Linked DNA regions of Homo sapiens: region 2 is linked to region 1. Evidence: read pairs that join two places in POLR2A ChIA-PET (ENCODE). Cell type or tissue: PC-9. All regions are shown on one strand. Each heading gives the region's core, and the rest is flanking DNA. Links, peaks and the distances in the headings are about the cores only.

Region 1 (15,857 bases), core at 7,327-12,326:
GCTGTGCCCTGGTTCCCTCTACCTCTCTCCAAACAATGATGAGCGGTTGAACAACTCAATGCCTCATTCGGCTTCCACCCTCTGTTTGTGCGTTTCTCCAGTAAAGGCTTTTCTGAGCCCACACTTAATGACTTTGTGGTATTTGCCTTCACTTAATGCCCACATCTCTCGCACTTTAGAGCTCTGTCCTCAGATCCCTTCTTTTCTCCATCTCACTACCTTGGTGATGGCTGTACATATCATCTAAATGCCAGTGATTTTCTTTTCTTTTTTTTTTTTTTTTTGAGATGGAGTCTTGCTGTGTCACCCAGGCTGGAGTGCCATGGCCTGATCTTAGCTCACTGCAACCTCTGCCTCCCAGGTTCAAGCGATTCTCCTGCCTCAGTCTCCTGAGTAGCTGGGCTTACAAGCACCCGCCACCACACCTGGCTAATTTTTGTATTTTTGGTAGAGATGGGGTTTCGCCATGTTGGCCTGGCTGGACTCAAACTCCTGACCTCCACCTGCCTCAGCCTCCCAAAGTCCTGGGATTACAGGCATGAGCCACCACGTGCCTGGCCCAGACTTCTTTTTTCTCGTCGTTATTCCCTAAACAATACAGTATAACAACTAAGTATATAGCATTTACATTGTGTTAAGTGTTATAAGTAATCTGGAGATGATTTAAAGTATGCAGGAGGATGTGTGTCAGTGATATGCAAATATTATGTCATTTTACATTAGGGCTTAAGCATCTGTGGAGGGGTCCTGAAACCAATCCCCATGGAGACAGAGGGACAACTGTATATCCAGAATCTGACACTTTCCCACTGTCCCTGCTGAGGTCCAAGCCACCACCATACCTCGCCTGAACAAGAGTGGCAATCTCAACTGGCCTCCCCACTCCCACTTCTGCCCTCTAGCCAGTTATCAGCACTGAAGCCAGAGTGCACCTTTATTTTATTTTAATAATTTAAAAATCTTTTTGAGACAGGCATGTGCCACCACACCTGGATAATTTTTGTAGTTTTTGCAGAGAACAAGGTCTCACTATGCTGCCCAGGGTGGCCTTGAACCAGAGTGCTCCTTTAAAAATAAGTCAGCTGGGCATGGTGACTCATGCCTATAATCCCAGCACTTTGGGAGGCTGAAGCAGGTGGATCACCCGAGGTCAGGAGCTTGAGACCAGCCTGGCCAACTTGGTGAAACCCCACCTCTACTAAAAATACAAAAATTAGCAAGCTGTGGTGGTGCGTGCCTGTAATCCCGTCCACTTGGAAGGCTGAGGCAGGAGAACCGCTTGAACCTGGAGAAGGAGGTTGCAGTGAGCCGAGATTGCGCCACTGCACTCCAGCCTGGGCAACAGAGCAAGACTCCATCTCAAAATAAATAAATAAATAAATAAATAAATAAATAAATAAATAAATAAGTAATAAAACAAAAAGTGTCAGCTGGGCGTGGTGGCTCATGCCTGTAATCCTAGCACTTTGGAAGGCCAAGGTGGGACAATGGCTTGAGCCCAGGAGTTTGAGACCAGACTGGTCAACATAGCAAGACTCCATCTCTACAAATAATCAAACAATTAGCCAGGCAAAGTGGTGCACACCAGTAGTCTCAGTTGCCCAGAAGACTGAGGTGGGAGGATCACTTGAGCCCAGGAGGTTGAAGTTGCAGTGAGCTGTGATTGCGCCATTGCCTCGGTGACAAAGCAAGACCCTGTCTCAAAAAAAAAAAAAAAAAAAAGGAAACAAAATAAATAAAAATATGAGTCATGGCCGGGTGCCTGTAATCCCAGTGTTTTGGGAGGCCGAGGTGGGAGGATCCCTTGAACCCAGGTGTTTGAGGCTGCAGTGAGCTATGATCATACCACTACACTCCAGCCTGGGCAACAGAGTAAGACCCTGCCTTAAAAAAAATGTGAGTCAGATTGTGCTACTCCTCTGCTTTCAAACTCTGCAAAGGCTCCCACTTCACTCAGAGGGGAGCCAAAGTCCTTCCTGTGGCCTAGAAGGTTCTATGTGACCATCCTGACCTCTTACTTCCCTACCTCACCTACTACTTTGCCCTTTGCTTAGTCTGCTCCAGCCACTGGCTTCCTTGCTATTCTTTTAACACACCAGGCACATTCCACCCTAAGGCCTGAGCACTGGCTGTTCCCTCTACTGTGAACACTATTCCTCTGTTGTCCATATAGCTAACTCTCTTATTTCCCTTAGGTGATTTGCTAAATGCTTCTTTCTCAATGAGGCCCATTCTGATCTCCCAATTTAATACTCTAATCTACCCCTCTTACCCAGCTCTATTTATTTTACCATGACATATATTATTTTATTTTTAATTTATTTTTATTTTTGGAAACAGGTTTTCTTCTGCTACCCTGGCTGGATTGCAGTGGCGTGCTCATGGTTCACTGAAGCCTTGACCTCCTAGGCTCAAGTGATCCTCACTCATTAGCTTCCTTGAGTAGCTGGGACTACAGGCATGCGCCACCACGCCTGGCTAATTTTGTTGTTTCTTTTTTTTGTTTGTTTTGTTTTTTTTGTTTTTGTTTTTTGAGACAGAGTCTCGCTCTGTCACCCAGGCTGGAGTGCAGCGGTGTGATCTCGGCTCACTGCAAGCTCTGCCTCCCGGGTTCACGCCATTCTCCTGCCTCAGCCTCCCGAGTAGCTGGGACTACAGGCGCCCGCCACCATGCCCAGCTAATTTTTTTGTATTTTTTTTTTAGTAGAGATGGGGTTTCACCGTGTTAGCCAGGATGGTCTTGATCTCCTGACCTCACGATCTGCCTGCCTTGGCCTCCTAAAGTGCTGGGATTACAGGCGTAAGCCACTGCACCCGGCCAATTTTGTTTTTTTAAAAAAATGTTGTATAGAGACAGAGTCTCCCCTGTGTTGCCTAGGCTGGTCTGGAGCTCATGGCCTCAAGTGATCCACCTGCTTCAGCCTCTCAAAGTATTGAGATTACAGGCGTGAGCCACTGTGCCTGGTCATGTATCACTTTGTAATGCAGCATTTAACTTATTTATCCTGTTGCCCCTGCTAGAAGATGGGCTCTACCAGGTCAGGGACCTTTGTGTTGTTCACTGATATATCTGAAGCACCAAGAACAGTGCCTAGCGCTGAGTAGGTGCTCAATAAAAATGCACTGACAATGAATATCTGTTACTATATCTGCTTTGCCCCACACCCAAGTGTAAGACCCAGGGAATGGCAGATGTTCAGTAAATGTCTGTTGCATGACTCAGTGGGTAAGTGAGTGAATGGATGAATCAATGAATCAATCAAAGCCTGACTGCTGAAAATGCTAAGTATCTTCATATATCCTTTAGGAGGAACATTTTCCTTTGTAAAGTTTTTTTTTTTTTTTTGAGATGGAGTATGTCTCTGTTGCCCAGGCTGGAGTGCAGTGGCGCAATCTTGGCTCGCTGCAACCTCTGCCTCCTGGGTTCAAGAGATTCTCCTGCCTCAGCCTCCTGAGTAGCTGGGACTACAGGCGCATGCCACTACACCTGGCTAATTTTTTATATTTTTAGTAGAGATGAGGTTTCACTGTGTTAGCCAGGATGGTCTCCATCTCCTGACCTCATGATCCCACCCACCTCGGCCTCCCAAAGTGCTGGGATTACAGGCATGAGCTACCACATCTGGCCCTTTTTAAAGTTTAATTTGCCTTTGATTTGATATCTTTTCAACCTCTTTCTTCCTTCCTTTCTCTTTCTTTTTCTTTCTTCCTTCCTTTCTTTCTTTCTTTCTTTCTTTCTTTCTTTCTTTCTTTCTTTCTTTCTTTCATCTTTCTTTCTCTTTTTCTTTCCTTCCTTCCTTCCTTCTTTCCTTCTTTCTTTCTTTTCTTTCTCTCCTTCCCTCTTTCTCTCTTTATTTCTCTTGCTCTGTCACCCAGGATGGAGTGAAGTGGTGTGATCTCGGCTTGCTGCAACTTCTGCCTCTCGAGTTCAAGGGATTCTTGTGCCTCAGCCTCCCAAGTAGCTGGGACTACAGGCACCCGCCACCATGCCAGGCTAATTTTTGTATTTTTAGTAGAGATGGGGTTTTGCCATGTTGGCCAGGCTGGTCTCGAACTCCTGACCTCAAGAGATCTGCCCACCTCTGGCTCCCAAAGTGCTGGGATTACAGGCTTGAGCCACTGTGCCTGGCCCACATTCTTCTTCCTTCCTTCCTTCCTTCCTTGCTTCCTTCCTTCTTTCCTTCCTTCCTTCCTTCCTTTTTTTTTTTTTCTCTCTCTTTCTCTCTTTCTTTCTTTCAACAGAGTCTTGCTGTCACCCAGCCTGGAGGGCAATGACGTGATCTCGGTTCACTGCAACCTCTGCCTTCTGGGTTCGCGATTTTCCAGCCTTAGCCTCCCAAGTAGCTGGGACTACAGGTGCCCACCACCACGCCTGGCTAATTTTTGTATTTTTAGTAGAGATGGGGTTTCGCCATATTGGCCAGGCTGGTCTCAAACTCCTGACCTCCAGTGATCCGCCTGCCTTGGCCTCCCAAAGTGCTGGGATTATAGGCATGAGCCATCATGCCCGGCCCACATTCTTCTTTCTTAAAGGTCCTGATGCAGAGGGTGAGGACAATTAGTTTCTCCCAGGAGGAGAGGCCAATGAGACTCATGGTAATAAGAGTGACTAACATTTGCTGAGCACTTGCTGCGTGCCAGCTACTGGATTGTACATTTTAGGTGTATTATTTCATGCAATCCTCACTCCTCCCTGCAAGGAGGTGGGTTCTACTTCATTACCCCATTTTATGGATGAGCACATTGAGGTCCAAGAGAAGCCAAGAAATCCAACCAAAGTCACACCGGTAATAAGTGGGGAAGCTGGAATTTGAACTCTTGCAGCCTGACCCATAGGGACATCTACTGGATAGGTTTAAACTACGCATGTAAGGTTTTTGGTTTTTCCCCAAAGAGTAGGAAGCGGCCATGAAGGGCAAAGGATGAACATGATCTTTCGTGTGTAAATGATGGTGAATAATTCCTCCCTATGGGGATATTGTGGGGAATATCTTGGTTCATGGATGGAAAGCCCCTGGACAAGGGCCTGGAGGAAGAGACACATGCAAGTAAATTACCCTTTAAAGGAGGCTCAGGCTGGGCCAGAGATCTTACACATGGGCATCTACTGCCATCCTGGGGCCACTGTGCTGTATGACACGCTGTGGGTTCCCGTCTAGTTAAATTCGGGAGGGGCAGGGCTGGTCTCTGCAGTGAAAAATGGCTGCCTTCAGAACTGGGCTAGGAGCAAGGGAGTGGTTCTCAGGGAGGGGGTGGTGTCCTGGGGGCAAGGACTGCAGAACCCAGGAGTGCTAGGTCTGGGGACATAGACCTGAATAAGACACAGTCTTTGCCCATAGACTGATTAGTGTTAGGTAGTGTTAGTGAGACCTTGTCTCAAAAACAAACAAACAAACAAACAAACAAAAAAACCCGAGTCATTGTAGGAAGCCGAACTTCATGGAGCCCTTAGTAGGTGCCAGGCTCTCTCTGGGCTGCTTGCTTCATGAGCACATTCCATTTAATCCTCACAGCAACCGAGGAGTCTTGTCAGTGTCTGGGGAACGACAGGACTCCTGGGTCCAAACCCAGTTCTGCCATTTCTTGGGGACCTCCCTTTCCGGAGCATCAGTTTCCTCGGATGTAAAATGGAGACAGAATAGAAGCTGCCTCCTGGGATTGTGGAGACCAGAGGACATAGCACAGGGGGCTCTAAAGACCGTATGTGGTACATTGTCAACAGGCAGTCTGTGTCCAAGAAGCGGGCTGCCAGTTCTGAGCCACAGAGAAGATTAACCAAACAGCCAAGTGCAATGAAAAAGACCTGGGTCCCAGATCAATTGTTGTCAGTAAACTTGCTATGTGACCTTGGTGAGTCATTTCCCCTCTGTGAGCCTCTTTTGCCAGCCATACAATGTGAAGTTTGGACAAAATCACTCAGATTTTTGGCTATGGGGGCTACAGAAGAAGATCTAGAAGGCTTGCCTCCATCCATCCCCAATCCTGAGCATTAGTAGAAGGAGATAGCAATTCAAGGCTCCGTTGAAATAATGAGGTGGAGGCTGGTGTGATCCGTGAGTTGCAGAGGAGCCTCGCTCCTCAAAGTGTGGTCTTTACACCAGCCTCAGCATCACCTAGGAGCTTGTTAGAAATGTAGGCTCTCAGATACCACCCCGACTCACTGGCTCAGAACCTACCATGTAACACAATCGCTAGGATGCTCCTACCCACAAGTAAGTGGGACACACACTGATCTGGGGCACTGATTCTCAACCTTGGCCACACAGTCGAATCACCAAGGAGTCTTCAAAGGCTGCGGCATCCAAGCTGCGCCTCTGGGGATCTCTGCAGTGGGACCCAGACACCAGTGGTTTTTAAGAGCTCTCCAAGTAACCCCAATGTGCAACCTCATCTAATGTTGAGAAGGAATATATGTTTTATCTTTTGTATCAACTAAAATCAATAGAAAATCTTCTAGAATGTTCACAGAGAGAGATCTGATATCTGCCATAGGGGCCAGGTAGAAGTTTGACATAAAAGCCAGGTCATGGCTGGGAGTGGTGGCTCACACCTATGTCGACAAAAAGAGTCAAACTCTATAAAATACTTGAAGAGAAATATTAGGTAAATATGAGTGACCATGGCCCATGACACAGCCCTCAGGAGGTCCTGAGATTATGTGCCCAAGGTGGTTGGGGTGCAGCTTTTTTTTTGTTTTGTCTTGTTTTTGAGACAGTCTTGCTCTGTTGCCCAGGCTGGACAGCACTGGCATGATCTCAGCTCGCTGCAACCTCCGCTTCCCAGGTTCAAGTGATTCTCCTGCCTTAGCCTCCCAAGTAGCTGGGATTACAGGTGCACACTACCACGCCTGGGTAATGTTTTGTATTTTCAGTAGAGACAGGGTTTTGTTATGTTGCTCTGGCTGATCTTGAACTCCTGAGCTCAGGCAATCTGCCCGCCTCGGCCTCCCAAAGTGCTAGGATTACAGACGTGAGCCACCGCGCCTGGCTGATTTTATACATTTTAGGGAGGCATGAGACATCAGTCAAATACATTTAAGATGTACATTGGTTTGGTTTAGAAAGGTGGGACAACTCGATATGGGGGCTTCCAGGCTATAGGTAAATTTTAAAATGTTCTAGTTGACAATTGGTTGAGTTTGAGGACCTGAGATCAATAGAAAGGAAATGTTTGGGTTAAGATAAAAGACTGGGGAGGCCAAAGTTTTATTGTGCAGAAGAAGTTTATAGCTAGCAGGCTTCAGAGAGAATAGGTTATAAAATGTTTTCTTATGGGACTTAAAAGGGTTCCTGACTGTTGATTATCTCCTGGGTCTGCAAATGGAAGAGGAAAAGGAGGATTCTCTACAGAATGTAGATTTTTCCCACAAGAGTCAAACTTTGCAGGGCAATTTCAAGATATAACAAGGAAATATATTTGGGGTTAAACTATTTTGATTTCTTTCCTTATTTGTTATGTGATGTTATGCTGGAGAAGTATGATGAGGCACGTTTGACCCCTACTCCCCGTCAAGGCCTAAACCAGTCTTTCGGTCTTTCAGGTTAAATTTTAAGAATGTGCTGGCTGAGGAGGAAGTCCATTCAGACGGTTGGGGGCCTTAGAATTTTATTTTTGGTTTACACTTATAATCCCAGCACTTTGGGAGGCAGAGATGGGAGGATCACTTGAGGCCAAGAGTTTAAGACTAGCCTGGGCAAAAAAGGGAGACCCCCATCTGTACCAAAAGCAATTAAAAAATAATAATTAGCTGGGCATAGTAGTGCATGCTTGTAGTCTCAGATACTCAGGAGGCTGAGGCAGGAGGGTCGCTTGAGCCCAGGAGTTGGAGGCTGCAGTGAGTTTTGATTGCACCGCTGCACTCCAGCCTAGGTGACAGAGCACAACTTTGTCTTTTTTTTTTTTTTTTTTTTTTAGACAGAGTCTCACTCTGTCATCCAGGATGGAGCACACTGGCATAATCTTATCTCGGCTCACTGCAGCCTTCACCTCCCAGGCTCAAACAATGCTTCAGCTTCAACCTCCAGAGTAGCTGGGACTACAGGGCAACACCACCACACTTGGCCATTTTTAAATTTTTTGTAGAGACGAGGTCTCAGCCCAGGCTGATGTCGAACGCCTAGGTTCAAGCCATCCTCCTGCCTTGGCCTCCCAAAGTGCTGGGATTACAGGCATAAGCCACCATGCTCAGCTGTTCTTGTCTTTAAAAAAAAAAAAGCCAAGTCCATGACAAGAAGCCAAAATTTATGGAGCACTTACTAGGTGCCGGGTTCTGGGCTGCCTGCTTCAAGAGCGCATTCCATTTAACTTGCACGCTAACCAAGCTAGTATTATTGTCCCCATTTTATAGATGTGAGGCAAAGAGGTTATGATCCCTGGTCACACAGGCTCACACTGGCAGTGACAGACTAAGATTTGGACCCAGGTTACCTGAATATTTCACAACTAGGCTGACCCCAGTGGTCCTTAAACTGGGTTCCTTTGTGCTCCAGTTTCCTCAGAGGTGCCTGAGGAGCTTGTGTGGGGTCAGACCAAGCCTGGAAATCTCTCTCCTTTCCCTTCCCAGCTGGAAATGACCCTGGTGGCCTCCTGACATCCCTTTTCCACACTGGGTTTGGCAGACACTCCTTTTGGAGAGAGTGTTCCTTTCTTCACCAGCCTGGAGCACTCGGGTCACATGATGTTACCCAATGCTCCCTGACAGATCTCCCCCGCTTCCCCGCTGCTTGGGGACCCCAGAAGCTAATCCCCATGGCAGCAGGCACTCTGAGGGATTAGCACCGGGGAAATTAGGCGCCACATCTGCCAGCCCCTGGAGAGCTTGGTAAAGCCTGTGCCTCAGAGCCCAGGAAGCCATTCCTGTCCTCTGGAACACAGGGGACTCCCAGAGGCACTGTCAGCCAAACTGGGGCCCTAACTGCCCTGTTCTTGCTGGTACCTTCTGGAGAGGGTAAGTTGTGGCCAAGAGCCTGAGGGCCTGACCAGATTGTTCTCTGCAGGCTGGGGGTGGGGAAGAGGAGCTGGAATTCAATGCGGGGCACACAGGGTAACCAATGGTCCCATTTGCCTAGGACTGAGGGGTTTCTGGGAATGCAGGACTTTCAGTGCTAAAATCAAGACAGTCCTGGACAAACTGGGATGCCGGGTCACCTGGCAGGGGTTTCTGAGCTTGCTGTTTCTCTCACCTGGGAGGGGGAGCCATGGGAAGAGGAGGGCTGCTTTGATCCCCCGCATCCTCGTCTACCCTCCTTGTTTTCTAGCTTTTCTCTGTCCCCCTCCTCTTTTTCCAGCCCCTCAGGACCTCTTTTTGCCTTCACTCCTCTGACTCAGTTTCCTGCTTACGGGATCTCCTGTGGTGTAGACCTGAATCCTCAAAGAGCCAGAATCTTCCATGCCTTGGAGAGAATGAAGACCCAGGTGAGGCACAGCCTCAAGAAGCTGTCACCATGTGTCAGCTTCTGACACATGTCTGACCATGCCACCGTCCTTCTGGCTTCAAATATTGGGCTAAATCCCCCCCACGTTACCTTCATCATCATCATCATCATCATCATCATCATCATCATCATCATCATCATCATCTCTAGAGCTTGCACCTGCAGGCCAGGAACAGTTTCAAATGTTTTACATAAACTCACTGAATTATCAAAACAAACCAGAAACTAACTCCTCTTCCTTTTTACATCCCCAGAGGCCTCTGCCTGGAGTGACCCAAGCTCATTCCTAACTACCTGTTCAATGACTCTCTCCTCCTCCTCCCTCCCCCTAGGCTGAGCTCATCTGTATCTGTGAGCCCTGAAGCCCTTTATTACACCTCTAGCTACCAACTGGTGAACAGCTCTCTATGGGCTTTGCATGCACTATCTTATTTATTCTCAACTAAACCCTATAAGATGTAGGAACAATTGTTATCTGCATTATGCAGATGAGAAATCTGAGACTCAAAAGGGTGAGGTCATTTGTCCAGAACTAGTAACGGCAGAGCCAGAGTCAAGTCCTACTTCCCTGGCCCCAGGCCCTTGTGTCTGATTATGCCACTGTCCTTCTGGCTCCTTGGGGGCAGATGTGGCCCAGAGCACAGCAAGCCCTCGGGGATTGTTTTCTGAATGAATAACTGGACAAAGAGTAGTTGTCCCAGAGTGGGCCGTGAGCATGAGGAAGGAGGTGAGGGTGATTGGGGCACAGAACACCTGAGAAGGAGCAGGGGTTGGGGGGTGGTGGAGCCGTGTTATAGGTGGGGTTTGGGAGAGCCTGGTTCTTCCTGGGCCCTCCCCTACTGCCAGCAATTTCCAGCTGGGAAGGGAAAGGAAAGAGATTTCTAGTGGCTACTGCAAGTCAAACTGTGAGCAGCTGGCAAGCAGCTTAGAGATTAAATACTGACCCATCTTCGGGTCTGCTGGAATAAATCCTGAGATTGGAGACAGACGAGATGAGGCTAGGCCCCAGAGGAGGGCTACAAATTGGGGGTGTAGAGATCCCAGCTGCATTTTGAGGAGGAGGGGGGTGGTGCATCTTACAGAGCTTGAATCTCAGCTCTGCCATTCACTGCCCATGGACTCAGCAAGTCAATTAATGCCTCTGAATTTTATTCTTCACCTAAAAATAAGCTAAGGATCTGCTGGTTACACCTTAGGTGCCAGTTAGGGGATAGCAGGCTGCCTTCCCACCAAGGGGTCCTCACTGCCCCTGCAGCTCTGTGTTCATGCCAGGAGGGGAGTATCTTCCATATGATCCAGTGGCAATATCTGAGAGCCTTCCATTCACTCCTTTGTATCTGGGGTTACTCCTCCAACAGGTAGAGAATCCCAATGCTTTTGGGATCTTTAATTGCTTTATTTTATAACAATTGAGGTATCATTTACATGAAATAAAATCTGTGCAGTTCTAAGAGTTGTTTTTTTTTTTTTTTTTTGAGACAGGGTCTTGCGCTGTTGCCCAGGCTGGAGTGCAGTGGCATGATCATAGCTCACTACGGCCTCTAATTCCTGGGCTCAAGCAATCCTCACACCTCAGCCTTCCAAGTAGCTGGGACTACAGGTGCATGCCAGCATGCCTGGCAATTTTTTTCTATTTTTTTGTACAGGCAGAGTCTTGCTATGTTGCCCAGCCTGGTCTTGAACTCCTGGACTCAAGTGATCCTCCTGCCTCGGCCTCCCAGAGTTCTATGACTTTCAACAAATGTATAAAATCCCATAACCACCACCACGATAAACATATAGCACAGTTCCATGACCTCCCCAAAGTCCCTTCTGCTCTTTTGTAGTCTACCTCATCCCTACCTCCAGACAACCATTGAGTTGTTTTCTGTTCCTATCATTTTGCTTTTTCCAGAATGTTCTATGAGTTGTATTCTATAGTCTGTAACCATTTAGTCTGGCTTATTTCACTTAGCATCATGCTTTGAGGTTCATCCACATTATTGCATGTATCAGTAGCTCGTTCCTTTACATTGCTGAGTAGTATTCCCTTGTACAGACGTACTATAGTTTGTCTATTTACTCACCAATTGAGGAGCATTTGGGTTGTTTCCAGTCTTTGAATATTATGACCAAAGATGATTTCAGTGAGAACCCTAGATTCTACAGCTGAAAGACACTTTTGAAATCACACAAGATTTCCAGATGTAAAAGTAAACTCTTTACAAGTAGCCAACCCTCTTCAACACCTGGAGAAGTAGAGGCTCAGAGAGGGGAAGAGACTTGTCCAGAGTTACAACTGACTCAGGAGTGGAGTTAAGATTTGAACCCAAGTCTTTCAACTTGCAGAACCATGTAAAGTTCAAAAGAATTTCCTGAGAACCTGCTAGTGCCAGGTGGGGTACTAGGTGTCCAAGGCATAAGAGCCAGGAGGGAATTCTCTGCTGGTGCTGGAGAGAATCCTTACCTTGTAGGGACCCAGACAAAGAAGCCAGTAGTAGCCAGTTACCATGAGCGGCTCTGCCTGGGGAAGAATGAGAAGGCTTCACAGATGCCTATGGGTGTTAAGGGAAGAACACAGTTTTTCTGATGGAAAAGGATAAAAGGAAACCACAGCCCCAAGGAATGGCAGGTGCAAAAGTACAGAGAGGGGCAATGATGCGGGAGGTGGGGGCATAAAGACACAGGGGGCAGGGGAGGGGCAGGGAATGGGCTGGCGGAGTTCGCTGGAGTCGGATCATAGAAAGTCTCTCTTGCCAGATTGTTTCCTGTAGAACAGCGTCTGGCACACTGTGCTCAACATGTGAGAGATCTTTGTTGTGGAAGAGAGTGCAGGGTTGGACAGGGAGGGATGGAACATAAACTCAGCAAGACTCTCCTGGAACAGAGCCCAGAAGGCAGATGTCAGTATGTACAGACTGTTGATATACTTCAGAGTTGGCATATGAGTCAGTGGGGGACAGGTTGGTGTATTTAATAAATAGTGCTGGACTATTGATTATCCAAATGGAAAAATAAAATTGGATCCCTACTTTATTCTATAACCAAAAATTCTTTTGTGTGTAAAAGTACAAAAACCTCTATTTCTGACCTCTGTGAAAAGAAAGATTTCTTAAGCACACACACGCACCATATACACAATGCAAACCAAAAAGACAATACTGATAAATTTGGCAACAACCAAAATCAAAACCAAAAGCCCTCCTATTCAAAAATACTGTAATAGTTGGCCAGGCACAGTGATTCATGCCTGTAATCCCAGCACTTTCAGAAGTCAAGGTGGGAGGATTGCTTGAGCCCAGGAGTTTGAGACCAGCCTGAGCAACATAGTGAGACCCTGTCTCTACAAAAAATGCAAAAACTGATCACATCACTGCGCTCCAGCCTGGGTGACAGAGTGAGACTGTCTCAAAACAATCCCCAAATACCGTAATAGCTAACAGGGCTTACAATGTGTCAGACAATGTTATTTTTATACATCAACTCATCTAATCCTTACAAATTTATGAGTTAGGCACTATTATCGTCCCCATTTTACAGGTGAGGAAACAGAAGCACAGGGAGGTTAAGTGATTTTCTTAAGGTCACGCAGTGGTAAGTGGCTGAGCTAAGATTGCAAATCAGGCAATCTGGCCATGGATTCACCACTACACTATTCTGTCTCTCCACAAAAGTTATCAACACAGAGTGAAAATCAAGCCACAAACAAGAGTATATGAAGAACTCTAATAAGTAAAGAAAAGAGAATAGAAAAAGACCAGGCAAGGGAGAACAGTCCAACTGCAGAAAATCAAACCCAAATACATACAATAAATACATGAAAAGGTATTCAACATTATTAGTCACCAAGAAGATGCAGATTAGAAATATTAATAGCAATGAGAATCAAAGGTGGGACGAGCATAAATTGGAATGACAACTTTAGAGAGGAACAGAATAGTATGTGGCTAAGTTGAAGATGGCTGTACCTTGCTACCCAGAAATTTCACTTCTAGCACAGGATTCCCAACTGGACTGTGAAATAGTCACGTTTTTAAGGTAGTCTGGCCCCGGGCTCTAACTACTACACTACCCAGTATGTTTATACAACAACACACTCCACAGAAGTCAAAATGAATAACCCAGAATTGTAGTTAGCTAACTGAATAAAAAGCAAGTTGCAGGAGGATTATACAGTATGAAATCATTTATTTACGTTCAAAAAAAACAATACTACATGCTGTTTATGGAAACATAAACACATAGTAAAAGAATAAACACGTGCATAATTATGATAAACACCAAGATCAAGCATGGGTGTTACATTTGGGGAGAGCAGGAAGGGACTGAGATCCATGAAAGGTACACAGAGGACTTCAACTCCACCTAGGATGTTTTATTTTCATCCAGTCAGGCATTTAACAAATATTTATTAGGGTCTGCTATGTTCCAGGAACTGCTTTGGGTACTGGGAATACCTCAGTAAACAAAACAAACAACAATCCTTATGGGATGGGGAAACTGAACAGACAAAGTAAATAAGCAAGGACATAGCATATTTGAAAAATGTAAATATATGAGAAAATATGATAAAATGTTGAGATTCAACAAAGTCGAGTGTTGAGTGCCCAAGGATTCATTACATTATAAGTCTGTCTGTCTGTCTCTCTCTCTCTCTCTCTATATATATATGTATGGAACCATTATATATATGTGTATATGTGTGTGTATATCTATGTATGTGTGTGTGTGTGTGTGTATATATATGGAGAGAGAGAGAGAAACAGGGTCTTGCTCTGTCATCCAGGCTGGCATGTAGTGGTGCAATCATGGCTCACTGCAGCCTCGACGACCTCCCAGGTTCAAGCAATCCTCCCACCTCAGACTCCCGAGTAGCTGGGACCACAGGTATATACCACCACACCTGGCTAATTTTTATTTTTATATTTATTTATTTTGAGACAGGGTCTCACTCTGTCATCTAGGCTGGAGTGCAGTGGTGTGATCTTGGCTCACAGCAACCTCCACCTCCCAGGCTCAAGTGATTTTCCCACCTCAGCCTCTTGAGTAGCTGGGATTACAGGCACACACCACTATACCTGGCTAATTTTTGTATTTTTTGTAGAGGCGAAGATTTGCCATGTTGCCCAGGCTGGTTTTGAACTCCTGGGCTCAAGTGATCCACCCGCCTTGGCCTCTCAAAGTGCTAGGATTACAGGTGTGAGCCACTTCACCCAGCCAATGTTTAATTTTTTTGTAGAGAAAGGGTCTTACTATGTTGCCCAGGCTGGCCTCAAACTCCTGGGCTCAAGTGATCCTCCCATCTTGGCCTCCCAAAGTGCTAGGATAATAGGAGTGAGCCACTGGGCCCAGTGTATTTTTTTCAGTAAGCTTGAAATATTTTCTAATTGTAACAGGCCAGGAGGGCTTGATGACTGGCTGGAGGTAGGGATTGAAGGAGATAGAGGGGCCCAGGCAGACCCTGAAGCATGACTAAGTGGAGGCAGGTGCCATGAGGTGATGTTGAAAATAAGAGAGAAGGAGGAGGGGGTGAAACAAGTGAGTTTTCTGTTTTGGATGTTGAGTTCCAGGTGCTTGAGGACTTCCAGGTGGAAATGCTCGGAAGGCAGTTGAAATGGGAGTCTGAAGTAGAGGGGAGAGAGCTGGGCAGAAGAGAATCGGAAACCATGAGCATGTGGCTGGTGTCCTTGTGCATGAGATCACCTGGGGATTGTGTCTTTCAGGGAATTTGTCCACATTTAAACTGTCAAATGGATTGGTACAAAGTTGTTCATAATATTTCTCTGTAAGATCTGTAGTGATGTCTCCTTTCATTTCTCATTTGGTAACTCACCACTGAGGGATTGCGTGTGTACTGAGGACAGAGGAGGGAAGGGGGAGAAATACCACGTTTGTAGGACAGAAGTGGAAGATGTGCCTTTGAGAAAGGGAGGTAGGCAAGGAGGAGTTAATGCAATGTATTTGGTTAACACCCATCTCCTCGTAAAACTGTAAACCTCCAAAAGGCAGGAAAGAGTCCCTTTCTGTTCATCAGTATATCCTCAATATCTGGCTCAGTGCCTAGCACATAGGAGGCAATCAATAATAGCTAACACATATGTAGTGTTACCGTGTGCCAGCTACTGTTCTAATTTATTAACTCATTTAATCCTTGCAACTGAATACAAGTAGGTACTATTATTTTCAAGGAATTGTATTGAGATATAATTCATATGACATAAAATTCACCATTGTTAAGTGTACAATTCAGTGGTTATAGCATATTTACAAGATTGTGCCATTAGCACCATAATCAATTTTAGAACATTTTCATCACCCCCACAAAAACTCATAGCCATTAGCAGTGACTCTTCATTCCTTGCTACCCCCATCCCCTGGCAACCTGTAATGTACTTTCTGTCTCTATGGGTTGTCTATCTAGACATTTTATATAAGTAGAAGAAT
Region 2 (15,857 bases), core at 4,962-9,961, 630 kb before region 1:
ACCCTGTGAGCTAGGAACTGCTAGTATTCCCCTTTTACAGTTGAGGAAATTGAGGCATTGAGAAGGGAAGAACTTGCCCAAGTTCTCACTGCTAGATGCTAGGAAATGGCACGGCCAGGACTTGAAACCAGGCGGTCTGCTCTTACCTACTCCACTAAGGAAGGGGAAGTGGGAGCTGGTGTTGGGAGAAAAGGCGGGGGGGAACATGGAGGGAGCAACCGGAGGAAAAGCCCAAACAGAAGATGATGTGCTGGAGCCGAGAGGGGAGGGGAGGGAAGTCGCTGAGTGGAGGGGCCAGGGAGCAGCCAGAGCCCAGGCAAAAAGCCCCTCAAAGCATTGCCGTGGGAATGGGGACCTATACACGGTTGTTCCAGAGAAGAGCCCCCCCTTAGAAGTGGTGATCAGTGGGGGCCCAAACAGACAATTACATGTGATTTAATTTTTTTTTTTTTAGACGGAGTCTCGCTCTGTCCCCCAGGCTGGAGTGCAGTGGCGGCATCTCGGATCACTGCAAGCTCCGCCTTCTGGGTTCACGCCATTCTTCTGCCTCAGCCTCCCGAGTAGCTGGGACTACAGGTGCCCGCTACAATGCCTGGCTATTTTTTTTGTATTTTTAGTAGAGACGGGGTTTCACCGTGTTAGCCAGGATGGTCTAGATCTCCTGACCTCGTGATCCACCCGCCTCGGCCTCCCAAAGTGCTGGGATTACTGGGCGTGAGCCACTGAGCCCGGCCTTTTTTTTTTTTTTTGAGACAGGGTCTCGCTCTGTCACCCAGACTGGAGTGTGGTGGCATGATCTTGTCTCACTGCAACCTCCGCCTCCCGGATTCAAGCGATTCTCCTGCCTCAGCCTCCCAAGTAGTTGGGACTATATGTGTGCACCACCACGCCTGGCTAATTTTTGTATTTTTAGTGGAGATGGAGTTTCACCATATTGGCTAGGCTGGTCTCAAACTCCTGACCTCAGGTGATCCACCCGCCTCGGCCTCCCAAAGTGCTGGGATTACAGGCGTGAGCCACTGCGCCTGGCCTGATTTAGATGCTATTAGTTTCCTAGGCTGCTATAACAAAGTACCACAAGCTGGGAGGCCTAAACCAACAAAAACGTTTTCTCTCCCAGTTCCAAAGACCTGAGATTGAAATCCAGACGTCTTCAGGGCTGTGCTATCCCTAAGAATCTGAGTAGAGTCCTTCCTTGCCCCTTCCTAGCTTCTGGTGGTGGCCGTCAGTTCTTGGCATTCCCTGGTTTTCGACAAACACCCCTCCAGTTTCAGCCTCCGTCATCTTGTGGCATTCTCCCTGTGTGTCTCTCTCCTCTTCGTATAATGACACCAGTCATATGGGATGAAGGGCCCATCCTGCTTCAGTATGACCTCATCTGAACTAATTATACCTGCCACGACCTTATTTCCAAGTAAGGTCACATTCTGAGGTACTACGGGTTAGGACCTCAACATATATTTTGGGGGGACACAATTCAACCCATAAAATGTCATTAAAGGACTTTTCATATAAACAAATGTCAAATCTGAAAAACTTCTATGCAGTTCATGTGTCCCAGTTTGATGTTCAGAAAATATAGCCTCAATATATCTGTCCACTACACTAGAACTTTACCCTAGTGGGTACTAAATGAAGGTTTGAGAAATACTTGACTTGTGGTCCCCTAAGGCCCTGAGGTCTTTCCTTAATAAGCCCAAAGAATAGAATAAACATCTCCAGGGAACAAAGTCAAGCTGCCCTCTGTCCTGTATAGCCGGCAGGCAGTTGCTCCACTGACCCCCAGCCTCACCTTCTGCATGGGCACTAGCTTGGGGAAATAGCCAGTAGTGAAAAGGACAGAGGGACCTCAGCACCCTTGCTCACTGGATTAAGCGAACCCACAGTTCTCAGTCCTCTCCCTCGCTTCCCCATCCAAACAGGCTCAGTCTGCTCCATTCAGACAAATGCCCATCTCCATCCCTGCCATGTAGACCCGGTTCAGGCCTTTGCCTTTACCTCTGGAACTATTGCCTCAGTCTTCAGACTGATTTCCTTGCTACCAGCAGGCAATCAGGTCACCCTAAATATGAATCTGATCACTTCTCTCACTGCCATAAAACTTTCGATGGCTCCCTATTGCTTTCAGAATAAAGTCCGTATTCCTAAGCTTGCCATTTCAGGCTTTACAATTTGGTCCCCAGGCTTGTTTTTCATGATTTCTCTACATGTGCTCTATCTTACAGGTAATGGAGTTTCTGGAATTTCTAATTAAAAGAGACTCCGTTGGTGGTGGGTGAGGGGTGCATTCTGATTAGAAGGGGACACAGTGGGGAGGCATGTCTTTTTTTTTTTTTTTTTTTGAGACCAAGTCTCATTCTGTCACCCAGGCTGGAGTGCAGTGATGTGGTCTTGGCTCACTGCAACCTCCGCCTCCCAGGTTCAAGTGATTCTCCTGCCTCAGCCTCCTGAGTAGCTGGAATTATAGGCATGTGCCACCACACCCAGCTAATTTTTGTATTTTTAATAGAGATGGGGTTTCGCCATGTTGTCCAGGCTGGTCTCAAACTCCTGACCTCAGGTGATCCACCCGCTTCAGCCTCCCAAAGTACTGGGATTACAGGTATGAGCCACCATGCCTGGCCGGCACGTCTTGAAGTTGTCTTTATAAACAACTTCTGAGCTTGGCTGTGCTTTTTTTCTGCGTCTACATCTTAGCATATGCTGGTCCCCCTACATGGAATGGTCTCTCCGCAACTCCATTCTGATTCATCCCCCCAATCACATAACCAAAATAACTCACCTCTCCCTGCTCCAAAGACAGAGTATTTGGGGGCTGGGTGTGGTGGCTCACGCCTGTAACCCTAGCACTCTGGGAAGATTGCTTAAGCCCAGGAGTTTGAGACCAGCCTGGGGAACATAGTGAGACCTCATCTCTACAAACATTTTTTAAACATAGCTGAGTGTGGTGGCACGCACCTATAGTCCCAGCTACTCAGGAGGCTGAGGTGGGAGGATTGCTTGAGCCGGGGAAATGGAGGCTGTAGTGAGCAATGATCACGCCACTGCACTCTGGCTTGGAAACATAGTGATACTGTCAAAAAAAAAAGTATTTTGTTTGAACTTTAGGAAGCTTATCCAAGTTCACTTTGTGTCAACTAGAGGACAAACTTTCCTTAGAGCTAGGTTCCTATCCCCAGGCCTATGGCTAAACGGCAGGAAGATGAGGTAAGGAAAGTGCTAGAAAGGAGACCTGGCTGCTAATTGTACTTTGTCAGTGTCTTGCTGCATGGCCTCAGGCAAGTCACTTTCCCTCCTCAGTTTCCTCTCTGTAGAGTGGGATGTTGGGAAAGACACCAAGCAGTGTTGGAAACATGAACTACATTTCTTCTTTCATCCCAGGTCTGGCCAGACCTTGGTCCTGTGAACGAGAGCCTCTGGGGTTCTTATTTTGTGTTAATTTGCATGCATCTGCACATACACTAAAAAAGGCATCAACTACATTTCATTTCATAGAAAGAACTGGGACTGCCATATAACCGATGCCCAGGAGTGTAAAAGAACCGTTGGCTCATGGTGCCATCCAAATCTTAGCTGTCACAGGCCTTTAGTAATTAATGCTCCAACCCCTTCCTTTTACAGGTGGGTAACTGAGGCTCAGAGAGGGAAAGGTCACACAGCAAATGAGCACAAGGCCTCATCCCAGGCTTCCCACTGTACACCAGGCGCATGCACTAGACACCTCATTTCTTTCTCTGTGCAGGGTGGAAGAAGAGGGGCTTGGCTTTCTTTTGAGGCTCTTTTCTGCACCCCAGAATAACAAAGCTGGCTGGCTCGGCAGTCTCTGCAACCACCACAGGAAACCAAATTGTAGTAGAAAGGCAGATGGGAGTGGAAAATCCTCTCAGAGATGTTAGATCGTTGCTTTCACCTGTTCTAAATATAATCTGGCTTTTATTAGAGATTGATAAATGACAAGATAACCCACAAGTTATTCCACTGAGGCTGGGGAGAGGAGAGAGCGTGATTCTGGGTGAGCAAAAGGGGAGCTGGGAGTCACTGCGGGTGACTGAACAGAGTGGTCTGGACCCATCGAGTCTCAGTATTTGGCAACATGAACAGAGGGCCAGTTCTGGCAGGCACTGGAGGCTGGAGGCTGGAGGCTAGTAGGCTGTCGGCTGTAGGAACCCTAAGGAACAAGACAGGCCTGGATGCTGCATTTAGGCGCTCCTGATCTCTAGAGGGGGTAGACAGACATAAAAGTCAACAAATAAAATAATTACAAAGTGCTATGAAGGAAACAGTGCTGAGAAAGACTGACAGGGAGCCAGGTGTGGTGGCTGATGCCTGTAATCCCAGCACTTTGAAAGACTGAGGCAGGTGGATCATGAGAGGTCAGGAGTTCAAGACCAGCCTGACCAACATGGCAAAACATTGTCTCTACTGAAAATACAAAAATTAGCCAGGCATGGTGGTGCATGCCTGTAATCCCAGCTAATAGGAAGGCTGAGGCAGAAGAATCGCTTGAACCGGGGAGGTGGAGGTTGCAGTGAGCCGAGATTGTGAAACTCTGTCTCAAACAAAAAAAAAAAGCACAAAAAACTGACAGGGGAGATTTACTTTAGCTGGGATGGGCAGGGAAGCCTCTGGAAGGAGGGAAGATATAAGCTGAGACCGGAAGGGTGAGAAGAAGCCAGCCCAGCAAAGAAAGAGCGGAAGAGCATCTCCAGGAGAGTGAGTTTGGTGGCTCAAGAAACTAAAAAGCCAGCGCACATGGGGAAAAGGGTGTAGACGTGCAGGAGGAGGCTGGAAGAGGGCAAGGCCAGATGTGTGCTGGCTTTAAGGATGTGCATAGGCTTCTGGTTTGATTCCAGAGCGGTGGGAAGCTACTGAAGCAAGGTTTTCAGCAGTGAAACTGGGGGATGTGGTTTGCCTTTGAAGAAGCCTGTTCTTTTTTTTTTTTTTTTTTTGAGATGGAGTCTTGCTCTGTCGCCTGGGCTGGAGTGCAGTAGCTCCAACTCTGTTCACTGCAAACCTCCGCCTCCAGGGCTTAGGCAATTCGCCTGCCTCAGCCTCCGGAGTAACTAGGATTACAGGCGCCCGCCACCACGCCCAGCTAATTTTTGTATTTTTAGTAGAGACAGGGTTTCACCATGTTGGCCAGGCTGGTCTCGAACTACTGACCTCAGGTGATCTGCCCGCCTCGGCCTCCCAAAGTGCTGGGATTACAGGCGTGAGCCACTGTGCCTGGCTTGAAGAAGCCTGTTCTTGACTGCTGTGTGGGATAAGGATTAGAGGCAAAGGCCGCAAGAAGGCAAGTTAGGCAACCGACGTGGCATCCAGGCAGGAGTGATGGCAGCCTGGACTAAGATGGGAAAACAGAGAGAACAGAAGATGGATTACAAACATGTCCTTGAAACAAAAGTCACAGGAGCTGCAGATGGATGGGATGAGTGGTGGGTTAGTGTGGAGGGTACTGGAGGGGACACACAGGTTTCTGGCCTGAGCGCCTGCAGGGTGTTGGTGCCATTTCCTAATCAGGGGAACCTGCAAGCAGGAGGGTTGGGTGTGGGAATCTGGTTTGGGGCATGTTCATTTGAGAAGTCTGCAAACCACCGAGAATCTGCCTGGGGGCAGCTCCAGAGGCCGTAGCAGTCTCTGGTCATTTGATGAAACAGGTTATTTCCTCATTTCCTCCCCGTATGAATGGTGAGCTCCAGGGCCAGGGACCAACTCTGCTTTGTTTTATAGCCCCAGCAGAGAGGAACGTGCCTTGCACTATGTAGATGCTCACGGAAGAGTTGGTGGATGAATGAAGCCGGAAGCTAGACCACCAGCTGAATGAATCAGCTCACAGACATGGTGATGTTTCTTCTGTTGTTGTTTGTTTGTTTGTTTTTGAGACAGAGTCTTGCTCCATCACCCAGGCTGGAGTGCCGTGGCACCATCTCGGCTCACTGCAACCTCCGCCTCCTGGGCTCAAGTGATCCTCTCACCTTAGCCTTCCAAGGAGCTGGGACTACAGGCACTCTCCTGACCTCAAGTGATTTGCCCACCTTGGCCTCCCAAAGTGCTGGGATTACAGGTGTAGGCCACCGTGCCTGGCATTTTTTTTTTTTTTTTTGAGAGGAGTCTCGCTCTGTCACCCCAGGCTGGAGTGTAATGGCGTGATCTCGGCTCACTGCAACCACCGCCTCCCGGGTTCAAGCGATTCTCCTGCCTCAACCTCCCGAGTAGCTGGGACCACAGGCAGGTGCCACCACGCCCGGCTAATTTTTGTATTTTTAGTAGAGATGGGATTTCACCATGTTGGCCAGGCTGGTCTCGAACTCCTGACCTCAGGTGGTCGACGTGCCTCGGCCTCCCAAAGTGCTGGGATTAGAGGCGTGAGCCACCGCGTCCTTCCTGTTGCTGATTCATTCACACCTATCATTTAAGACTCAGCTCCTCATAAAGTCTTCCTCATCTATAGTACTGGCTGGCCATGCCCTCCCCACTCCATGTTGACTTCATCAGCACCTATAATAACTTTATTTATTGAGCACTTTCTGTATGACAGGCATAAACTAAATGCTTTACAAGTATTAAATAATTTCGTCCTCACAACAATCTTATGCAGTGGGCAATTATTGCCTCCACTGTACAGACTTTGGAAACTGAGGTGCAGAAAGGTTAAATAATTTGCCTAAGACCACACAACCAGCAAGTGGCAGAGCTGGGAAATGAACCCAGGCAGCCTGGCTCCAGAGCCACATTTTTGGCCACTGTGTCCAAATGCTGCAGTCAATTGCATGCTGCATGTCTGTTCGTTTGTCTGTCTCATTTAAGAGCAAGAACTTGTGTCTCCTTATCCTCAATACCCCAAACAGCAGCTGGCACACAGTAGGTGCTAAATCAAGTCTGCCTTAACAGAAGCCAGCTTATAACCTTCTTCTTTGGATAGAAGGAGAAAGAGCTCCAGGGGAGAAAATGCTCTTCATTTTATGGTATTTTGCAACCATCTATCCTACATGATCATATTCATTTTCACAATAACCTCTGCTAGGCATGGGTTATCAGACCCCCCTGTCCAGTGAGGAAACTGAGGCCCAGAGAGGCTAAGAAACTTTCCTAAGTCACTCAGCTGATAGTTGGTGGAAAGGGTACGGAAACCCAGGTCTCCTGACTCCAAGCCCAGTGCATCCCTTAGCCAGGGAAGATGTAGCTGAACCCAAACCCAGTCCAAGGGGACTGGAGGCCCTGCCAGGTCAGGGGTCATAAATCACCCCCTCCCCCAGCGTGGTCAGGGAGGCTTTGGGGACAGAGGCCTGCTTCCCGTCCTCTCAGCCCTCAGGGTCTAACACCTCTTCAGAGCAGGAAACTCTTCCTTGTCACAGAGCTCTGGTCCTCCTTCCCCCCCTCCCCCTAACACTCCACACCACTCCCCTCCCTATCCCCCTCGAGGGTCCTGGTAAAAGCATCCGCTTGTCAGTGTAAATCTGCAGGGTTCAGACCAGCAGCTGGAGATGGATGGGCAGGAAGCAGTAACAATGGATGAAAGACCCTCTGTGCCCAGGTGGGTGGGGGAGGGAAAGGCAGGAAACAGAGAAACCGCCTGCCTATGGAGGCCTGGAGCCGCCAGCCGGCTGGAGGGAGGCCTGGGATGCCAGAACCCGCAGGGTTTATTTGGATTCCCCAAGGATCCAAGCTGGGGAGCCCTTTGCAAACATCAGACCAGCTCATCTCCATGGGGTGCCAGGCCCAGGACCTGTGCGACAAGAATGTCGCTTTCATTCATCATTGTTTGTCCCCAGGGCCTAAACCAGGGCTGGCTACACAGTAGGGGCTTGTTTTGCTGAATGAAAAAATTAATCTGGCACTACTAATAACTAAATAATTATAGTTTCATATTGATTTGCTTGTTTAGAAAAATAAAAAGGATTCCCAACCATCCCTTTTCCCCCTCACAGCTTTTTGCATATGCTGTTCCTTCCGCCTGCCGTGCTCTTTCCTCTGCTTTTTGCAAGGTCAGCTCCTTCTCATCCTCTAGTTGCAGCTCAAATAAAACTCTTCAGTGAAGCTCTGGGAACCTGCTAAGGTAACCCACTTTCCCTTTCCCCCTCTAACCCAGCACTGGGTGATTTCCTTCATGACACTTATTATCAGAGATCCTCTCATTTAATATGTATCTTTATTTTTGAACTTCCTGTCTCTCCCACCAGAATGTAAGCTCCAAAAGGGCTTCTTGCTCATTGTTGCATCCCCAGGGCCAAGGACTTAGAAAATGCTCCATAAATAGTCGTTAACTAGATAAAGAGACGAACACTTGAATCCCTGTAATAATGTCATTCACACCCTAGGCTCTGCCATCTGCTTCCTTGAGGAGAACAAAAGGAAGTCTTGCTCTTGCACTGAGGATTGTAAGCCCCAACCCACAGTGAGCTGCTATTTCCTGGGTCAACAATTGTGATGGTTGCAAATCATTTTAGGGCTTTGCTTTCCACACAACAATTTTTGAGTTTCATCAAAATCTGGGTGTGTACATGGTGGGGAGGCCAAGCATGGCAATGTTCCCTGTCTGTCCAGCATGCCACTATGGACACGGGTGGATGGGGCTAGTTCTGTTACCAGAAAGGGGTCCCAATCCAGATGCCAAGAGAGGGTTCCTGGATCTTGCACAAGAAAGAATTTGAGGTGAATCCATACAGTAAAGTGAAAGCAAGTTTATTAAGAAAGTAAAGGAATTAAAGAGTGGCTACTCCATACGTAGAGCATCCCTGAGGGCTGCTGGTTGCCCATTTTTATGGTTATTTCTTGATTATATGCTAAACAAGGGATGGATTATTCATGAGTTTTCTGGGAAAGGGGTGGGCAATTCCTGGAACTGAGGATTCCTCCCTTTTTTAGACCATATAGGGTAACTTCCTGACATTGCCATGGCATTTGTGTTTAAATTGTCATGGTGCTGGTGGGAGTGTAGCACTGAGGATGACCAGAGGTCACTCTCATCGCCATCTTGGTTTTGGTGGGTTTTGGCCGGCTTCTTTACTACAACTTGTTTTATCAGCGAGGTCTTTATGACCTGTATCTTCTGCCAACGTCGTATCTCATCCTGTGACTAAGAATGCCTTAACCTCCTGGGAAGGCAGCTCCGTAGATCTCAGCCTTATTTTACCCAGCCCCTATTCAAGATGGAGTTCCTGGTTCAAATGCCTCTGACAGTTCCATCAAACCTATTCATTTCCAAGGTAAACCAGGGCCCAGAAGTGCCAAGGTCACACACACACACATCAATCCAGAGCTTTACCAGCAGAGAGCTCAGTAGAGCTGCAGATTCACTGAGTCCTGATTCACTCTCTCATTCATTCATCATTCGTTTGTTCATTCATTTAACAAATACTTACTGGGCACCTATTATGGGCCCACCACTGTGCTAGCAATAGCCAAAGGCTCAGAGACTCGAAGGAACTAAGTAAAAGGCCCAGCCTACCTGACATAACTACTTCAGTGACTGGGCTTTGCCAAGTGTGAGAGCTGTCATGGGGTGGGGGAAGAAGCATTCCAGTGTCTTAGAAGGCAGAGAGATTCAGTCTGGGAAAGGCTAAGCTTGGGGGCTGGACAGACAGAATCCAAAATGGAGGAAAGTGTTGGCCATGACTAAGAAGCCAGCTTAGCCCTGCTTCTACGCCTGCTGTCGCCAGCCTGGGTTGCACTGGTACCCAGAAACTACCTTTAAGTAAAGTTGTTTGTGCTGTCCCAACAGTGTGGGACCCAGTCAACAGAGAAGGTCAAAGGCTACTCATTCACCCAGGAAACTCATATTAAGCACCTATTATACACTAGACCCTGTGCTTGGCACTGAACTTCCCATGGTGAAGGCGACACAGTCTGAGGCTTTGTCAGTTTGTGCCACATGTGTTATTCCAATTTTTTTTTTTTTTTTTTTTTTGGGATAGGGTCTCCCTGTCACCCAGGCTGGAGTGCAGTGGTGTGATCATAGCTCACTGCAGCCTCAAACTCCTGGGCTCAAGCAATCCTCCCTCCTCAGCCTCCTGAGTATCTGGGACTACAGGCATGTGCCACCATGCCCACCTAACTTTTTTTTTTTTTTTTTTTTGTAGAGAGAGGGTCTCGCTATGTTGCCCAGGCTGGCCTTGAACTCCTGGCCTTAAATGATCCTCCCACTCGGCCTCCCAAAGTGCTGGGTTTACAGGCATGAGCCACTAGGCCCAGCCCCTGTTAGTACATTCTTGTACTGCTATAAAGGAATACCAGGGACTGGGTAATTTATAAAGACAAGAGATTTTTATTTTGTTTTGTAAAATGACGATAGGGACTTTGTTTTGTTCATCTTTTTGTGTTCCTGGTGGCTTGGAACAGAGCCAGGCACCATAGAAACCATTCAACAAATACTTGTTGAGAGAATGAATGAATGAATGAATGAATGCCATTAGGTGAGAACAAGATTGTCAGAGTCACTTTAGGAAATGCAGTCAGAGCCAGGGGGATGATGGCCTGGAGGAAGACGAGCTGAGGACAAGGAGAGGACATTGGGTGGGTGAGAGGGTCAGAGCAGGGGGCAGTGACATTCAGGTAAAGAAAGTTCCGGCCAGGCGCGGTGGCTCACGCTTGTAATCCCAGCACTTTGGGAGGCCGAGGCGGGTGGAACACGAGGTCAGGAGATCGAGACCATCCTGGCTAACATGGTGAAACCCTGTCTCTGCTAAAAATACAAAAAATTAGCCAGGCGCAGTGGCGGGCGCCTGTAGTCCCAGCTATTCGGGAGGCTGAGGCAGGAGAATGGTGTGAACCCGGGAGGCGGAGCTTGCAGTGAGCCGAGATCTCGCCACTGCACTCCAGCCTGGGTGACAGAGCGAGACTCCATCTCAAAAAAAAAAAGAAAACGAAAGTTCCCTGCGAAAGGCCCTAAGTGTAGCAGGAAAGGCCTGGGAGCAGGAGGCCCCAAGTTCAAGTTTTGTCTCCTTGACTTTGCAGTTGAGCGCTGCTGGGCCTGTTTCTGCATTAATAAAATGAGGAACAAGGCCTGCTTCACAGCGTGCCCTGAGGACAGACCAGGATGAGAGGTGCATAAGGGCAGGGTTGGGGGAGGGCAGCCTACGGGAAGCAGTGTGGCGAGCCTTGATCTTGGGGCCAGCCATGCATGGTTCACCTGCCTGCTTGCTCATTAGCTGTGTGCATTGGGCACATCTTCTTTGCCTGCAGAGGCCCCAGGCTCATCCCTGTGGCTTGCTGGGGCCAGGGCCAGGGTGTACTTGACTGACTACCTTCATGGACTCAAGACACATCTGGGACACACCAGGATCTTCCATGTTCTGCTTCTTACTGAGGAGTCAGCTCACAGGGTCTGGCCAAGGTTACCTGCCTCAGCCAGAGTATGCTGAGCCAGAAGGACCCTTGGGCCACGGGATCCAAGCCCTTCATTTTACAGATGTGAGGCTCAGCCCAGAGAAGCTGAAGGACTTGTCCCAGGACTCTCAGCCAGTTGGCTTCAAAGTCAGTTCCAGAGCCCACGTCTCTTCACTGCCAGCCCAAGATCTTTCCATTCACCCAGCCATGAGGGCTGGTCCTTGTTGATCCATTTGAAGCCTGTTCCTATTCCATGATATAGTTGCCTTCAGGTACCAGATACTGGACTGGGTGCTTTGCACAACATGCCTCTTTTAATCCTCACCACGGCCTCTACAGTCACCATTTCTGTTTCATAAATAAACTGAGGCTCAGAGAGGGTGTGTGATTTGTCCAAGGTCACACAGTAAAGTAAAAATAGGTCCAGGATTCAAGTTCATACCTTCCTGTCTCAGAAGCCTCTACTTACTATTGTCCTGACCCAAGGGGAGCTCACCATCCAGAGAGGGGCAAATATGGCAATACATACTTGCAACAAAATGTGATCAATGTTATTATAGATATAGTCTCAGGCACAGTAGACAGTTTCCTGAGGTTGCCCCACTTACACCTCACAACAGTCCTTAATATAAAGTACACATTGTTATCCCCATTTCACTGATGAGCAAACTGAGGCTCAGAGAGGCAAATTCCCCTATCCGGGGTCATATAAACCCTGTCTATCTCTCTGTCTGTCTGTCTGTCTGCAGAGCTCATAGTCTGTTCTCATGAACAAATCCTGCTCCTCTAAAGTCCTGAACAAACATTGCTTCATTCAGTCAACGTGCATTTCTTGCATCCCTATTATGTGCCAAGCCCTGTCTTAGATATTCTTGGAGGTAGAGATGAATAGAACATGGCCTCTGCCCCCACCTCCAGCCAGCAAAGAGGTAGATTGGGGGACCTTGGGTCTCTACCCTGTGTCCTCTATGTGACACTGATGGAGGACCCTTGGGCACTGGCCCAGCCTTCCCCCTTCAAAATGCCCATGGGAAAGGCCGAGGGAGGGAGGCTGAGACAGCTTCAGGCCCCCGGGGCTGCCTTGTCCTCTCAGCCTGGCTCTGACTCACCACCCACACCTGGCAGTGGCCTCAGGCAGCTACGCTGGAAATAGATGGGGAGGGAGGGGACGTGACACCTGCACTCTTGGCTGCCATTCCCACCCTCCCTGCCAGGAAGCAGGGAAACATCAGCTAACAGAGCCCACCTGAAACTGCTGGGCTTGGGAATGCTCCTGGGAGTTGAAGCCCCCAGCCGACTGGAAAGGCTATCCCAAGAGCCATGAGGATTACAATAAAAATCACGATGATGTCTCGCTTTTCACAGTGCTTGGTGGTTCTTGAGCACTTGTTCTATGCCAGGCCCTGGTCCAAGTAAGTGCTTTGCATGTCTTAATTATCTTGCTGAAGTCTCACGGCTCCTCAGGAAGTTATACTGTGATTAAGCCCATTTTACAGATGAGAAACTTGAGATTCAGAGAAGCCAAATAACTTGCCTAAGGCCATGTATTAGGCAACGTGCGCCCATCCCAAGCTTCTCACCCAATCCCAGCTCACATGGCTCATTCCAGTTCACAGGTGTTAGCTGTGTTCCCATCTGCCCTGCCCAATCACCTTCCCTCTTTGACAAGGCAAGCTCACCCTTCTTACAACTCTGGGAAGCAGAAATCAAACTATTACCCTTCTCTTTCCTCCCTACCTATCTCAACCCCACCCAGCCTTCAGCCCAAGTCTGATCATGTTGCCTCCCTGTCTAAAACCTCTCCACTGCCCTTAAGGTAGTGTATTCAGCTGGGCATGGTGGCTCATGCCTGTAATTTCAGCACTCTGGGAGACTGAGGTGGGAGCATCACTTGAGGCCAGGAGTTGGATACCAGCCTAGATAACATAGTGAGGCCCCCATCTCTATAAAAATAATAAAATGATTAAAAAGATAAAATATATTCAGAGCCCTTCAAGAACTGGGCCCTGTCACTTTTCCAGCCTCATCACTCACCAGTCTCTGCCTGGGCAAGTCAGGACACCTCCCAGTCCTTGTTTTTCTGGTGGGGACGATGACACTTCCTCACAGTGAGGAGGATGGAGGGGGCAGATGTATGTGAAGTTCTTAGCAGGGCACTCACCATCTGTTTGGTGTTCAGTAAACCTTCATGTCCTGCTACTAGCTCTGAGCCAGAGGCTGGGGCAGAGTTAGTGATGTGTGAAACAGTCTATTCTCAGCCAGGCTGGGATCAAGGGCTTCATGGTGGGCCGGCCAAGAGCTATCAGTGTTACTGGAATTCATTATTTCAAGAAATGCTGAAAAGCTTCAGAGCAGCAGTAACAAACTAGAAAAAAAAAAAAGGCAAAGGAAACAAACTTTCACAACAGGCTTTTAAAAAAAATCTTTACCACAATGTAGAAGGTAGATATACCCACTCTACAGAAAGGAAAACTGAGGTCAAAAGGGTGACAATAGACGAAAGGTGTCAGGGACAAGGCCGGATCTGGAACCAGCTGTCAGGCTCCAAAGCCCATGTTCCTTCCTCTCCTGCACCCAGCCTCCCCAAGCCTGGAGGGTGGAAAGTGTTTGCTTAGGAGAGGAGGTACTAGTATATTGGGGAACGGGGGAAGAGGAGGATGAAGAGCTTGAATGGGGGCCCAGAGACAGGAACACAAGGCAGATGTGGGTGCAAGGGAGTGGAGATCAATAGCTGGGGTGAGGTCATCTATGACAAACAGAGATGCCTGGATTTGATCCTCTGAGACCTTTGAGCCCAAATCCTTCCTCCCCCTCCACTCCCCTTTCCAGATGGGGAAACCGAGGACCTGTGCCTTGCCCAGGCCTCCATAATGCCGAGGACAGTGAATGGCTGGAGGAGGCCTGAGGGACGAAAGGAGGAGGTCCCGGGTGGGCAGCAGCTGCCACCTCTCTCTGCCCGCCCTATGCCTCTCAGAACAGTGCCCCCACCCCCAGGCTTGGCCTGGTCGCCTGACTTACAGGTGGGAGTGACTCAGGCTGGGGGCCTGCCCTGGTAGCGCTGGCCCCTGGGCCACAACCGAGCTCTGGGCCTCTCAGCTGTGATGTCAGCGGGCTCTTCCTTCCTCCCGCATCTGCTTGAAAAGGTCACCTATTTTAAACTCTTTCTCACCCCACCCTGCCCTTCCCCCAAAAGAGGACGAGTTTTTCTAACCTGTGTCAACAGCTCAGTTCAATATCCAAACATCTGTCCCTCCTGGTGCCCATCACCAGCCCTCCACCATCAGAAAGCCGCAGCCCTGTCAGGCTCTTCCAGGCTGCAGAAACCCACCCTAGCAGCTGTTAGCTTCACAGACTCCTGAGCATCTGCTGAGGGCCGGACACGGCCCTAGGTGCGCAGGGATAGATCCCTGCCTTCTTAGAGCTTACATTTTAATAGAGGCAAACAGACAACAAACAAGCCAACCGGTACTGTACCAAGATCATCTCTAGGGGTGGCCAGTGCCCTAAAGAAAGTAAAACAGGACAAGAAGATAGTGACCAAGTGGCTAATTGAGTGAGTGGTCAAAGAAGGCTTCCTAAGGAGGTGACAAAGATGTGGGGAAGACATTTCAAGGCGAAGGAAAGGCAAGTGCAAAGGCGTTGAGGTTGGCCGGGCGCAGTGGCTCACGCCTGTAATCCCAGCACTTTGGGAGGCCGAGACGGGCGGATCACCTGAAGTCAGGAGTTCGAGACCAGCCTGGCCAACGTGGTGAAACCCCATCTCTACTAAAAATACAAAACTTAGCCGGGTGTGGTGGCACATGCCTGTAATCCCAGCTACTCAGGAGGCTGAGGCAGGAGAATTGCTTGAACCCGGGAGGCGGAGGTTGCAGTGAGGTGAGACCTCCCCACTGCACTCCAGCCTGGGCGACAAGAGTGAAACTCCATCTCAAAAACAAACAAAACAAAACAAACAAACAAAGGCATTGAGGTGGGAAGGGAAAGGTATGTTAGAGCAGTGGTTCTCATAGTAGGGTCCCCCAGCCAGCAGCATCAGCATCACTGGGACCTTGCTAGAAATGTCCACTTTTGGGATACACCCTAGACTTGCTAAAACTCTGAGGGTGAGACCCAGCAAGCTGAGTTTTTAACAAACCCTCCAGGCGGTTCTGATGCACCTGAAAGTTTAGGGTCAGTGAGTTAGAGCTCAGAAAGCAAGCCATGTGGCTGGAGTGTGGGAGGGTGAGGTTGATGGCAGCTGATCTTAGCGTCACTCCAGTCTGTTCATTCACAGCCCCGCCTCCTCCTCCCTGCTTCTCCATCCTGGCCCACTCATGGCAAACCTTAAAGCCCTTCTGAGGCCTCCCCATTGCCTTCTGGGTGAAATTGGAACCTCTCAGCTGGGCTTATGAGGCTCCTCAAGATCTGCTTCCATTCACATCTCCCACTTCATCCCTGGCCCTCCTCTTTCTCACAATCTTATACTCCTAAATATAGCTGCTCCATCACTTCTCCAGACACACCGTCCCCTTTATCTAGAATACTCTTTCTCT

The links. ChIA-PET counts read pairs that join two places held together with the same protein. Peaks named below come from ENCODE experiments on the same cell type or tissue, not always from the same donor. Only the 100,000 strongest peaks of a DNase experiment are listed, where the experiment ranks them.
Region 2: POLR2A ChIA-PET joins it to region 1 with 7 read pairs; 1 of 35 experiments calls an interaction of 5 or more read pairs at or near these places.

The regions. Positions count from the first base shown.
Region 1 is chr1:22,965,862-22,981,718 of GRCh38, reverse strand. It overlaps LACTBL1 (lactamase beta like 1), which reads left to right and starts at 8,853. Exons shown (of 8, transcript NM_001289974.2): 1 at 8,853-8,947; 2 at 9,288-9,414. The coding sequence starts at 9,403. In PC-9, for the core only: no CTCF peak of the experiment used is centred there; a DNase peak (open chromatin) is centred at 9,838; H3K27ac peaks cover 1,272 bases.
Region 2 is chr1:23,590,315-23,606,171 of GRCh38, reverse strand. No RefSeq gene overlaps it. Among named protein-coding and RNA genes, the nearest start is that of MDS2, 29 kb to the left of the region's middle. RefSeq lists enhancers at 4,969-5,028, 5,394-6,191, 6,192-6,989, 6,990-7,787, 8,586-9,383 and 5 more. In PC-9, for the core only: no CTCF peak of the experiment used is centred there; DNase peaks (open chromatin) are centred at 5,681 and 7,671; H3K27ac peaks cover 1,559 bases.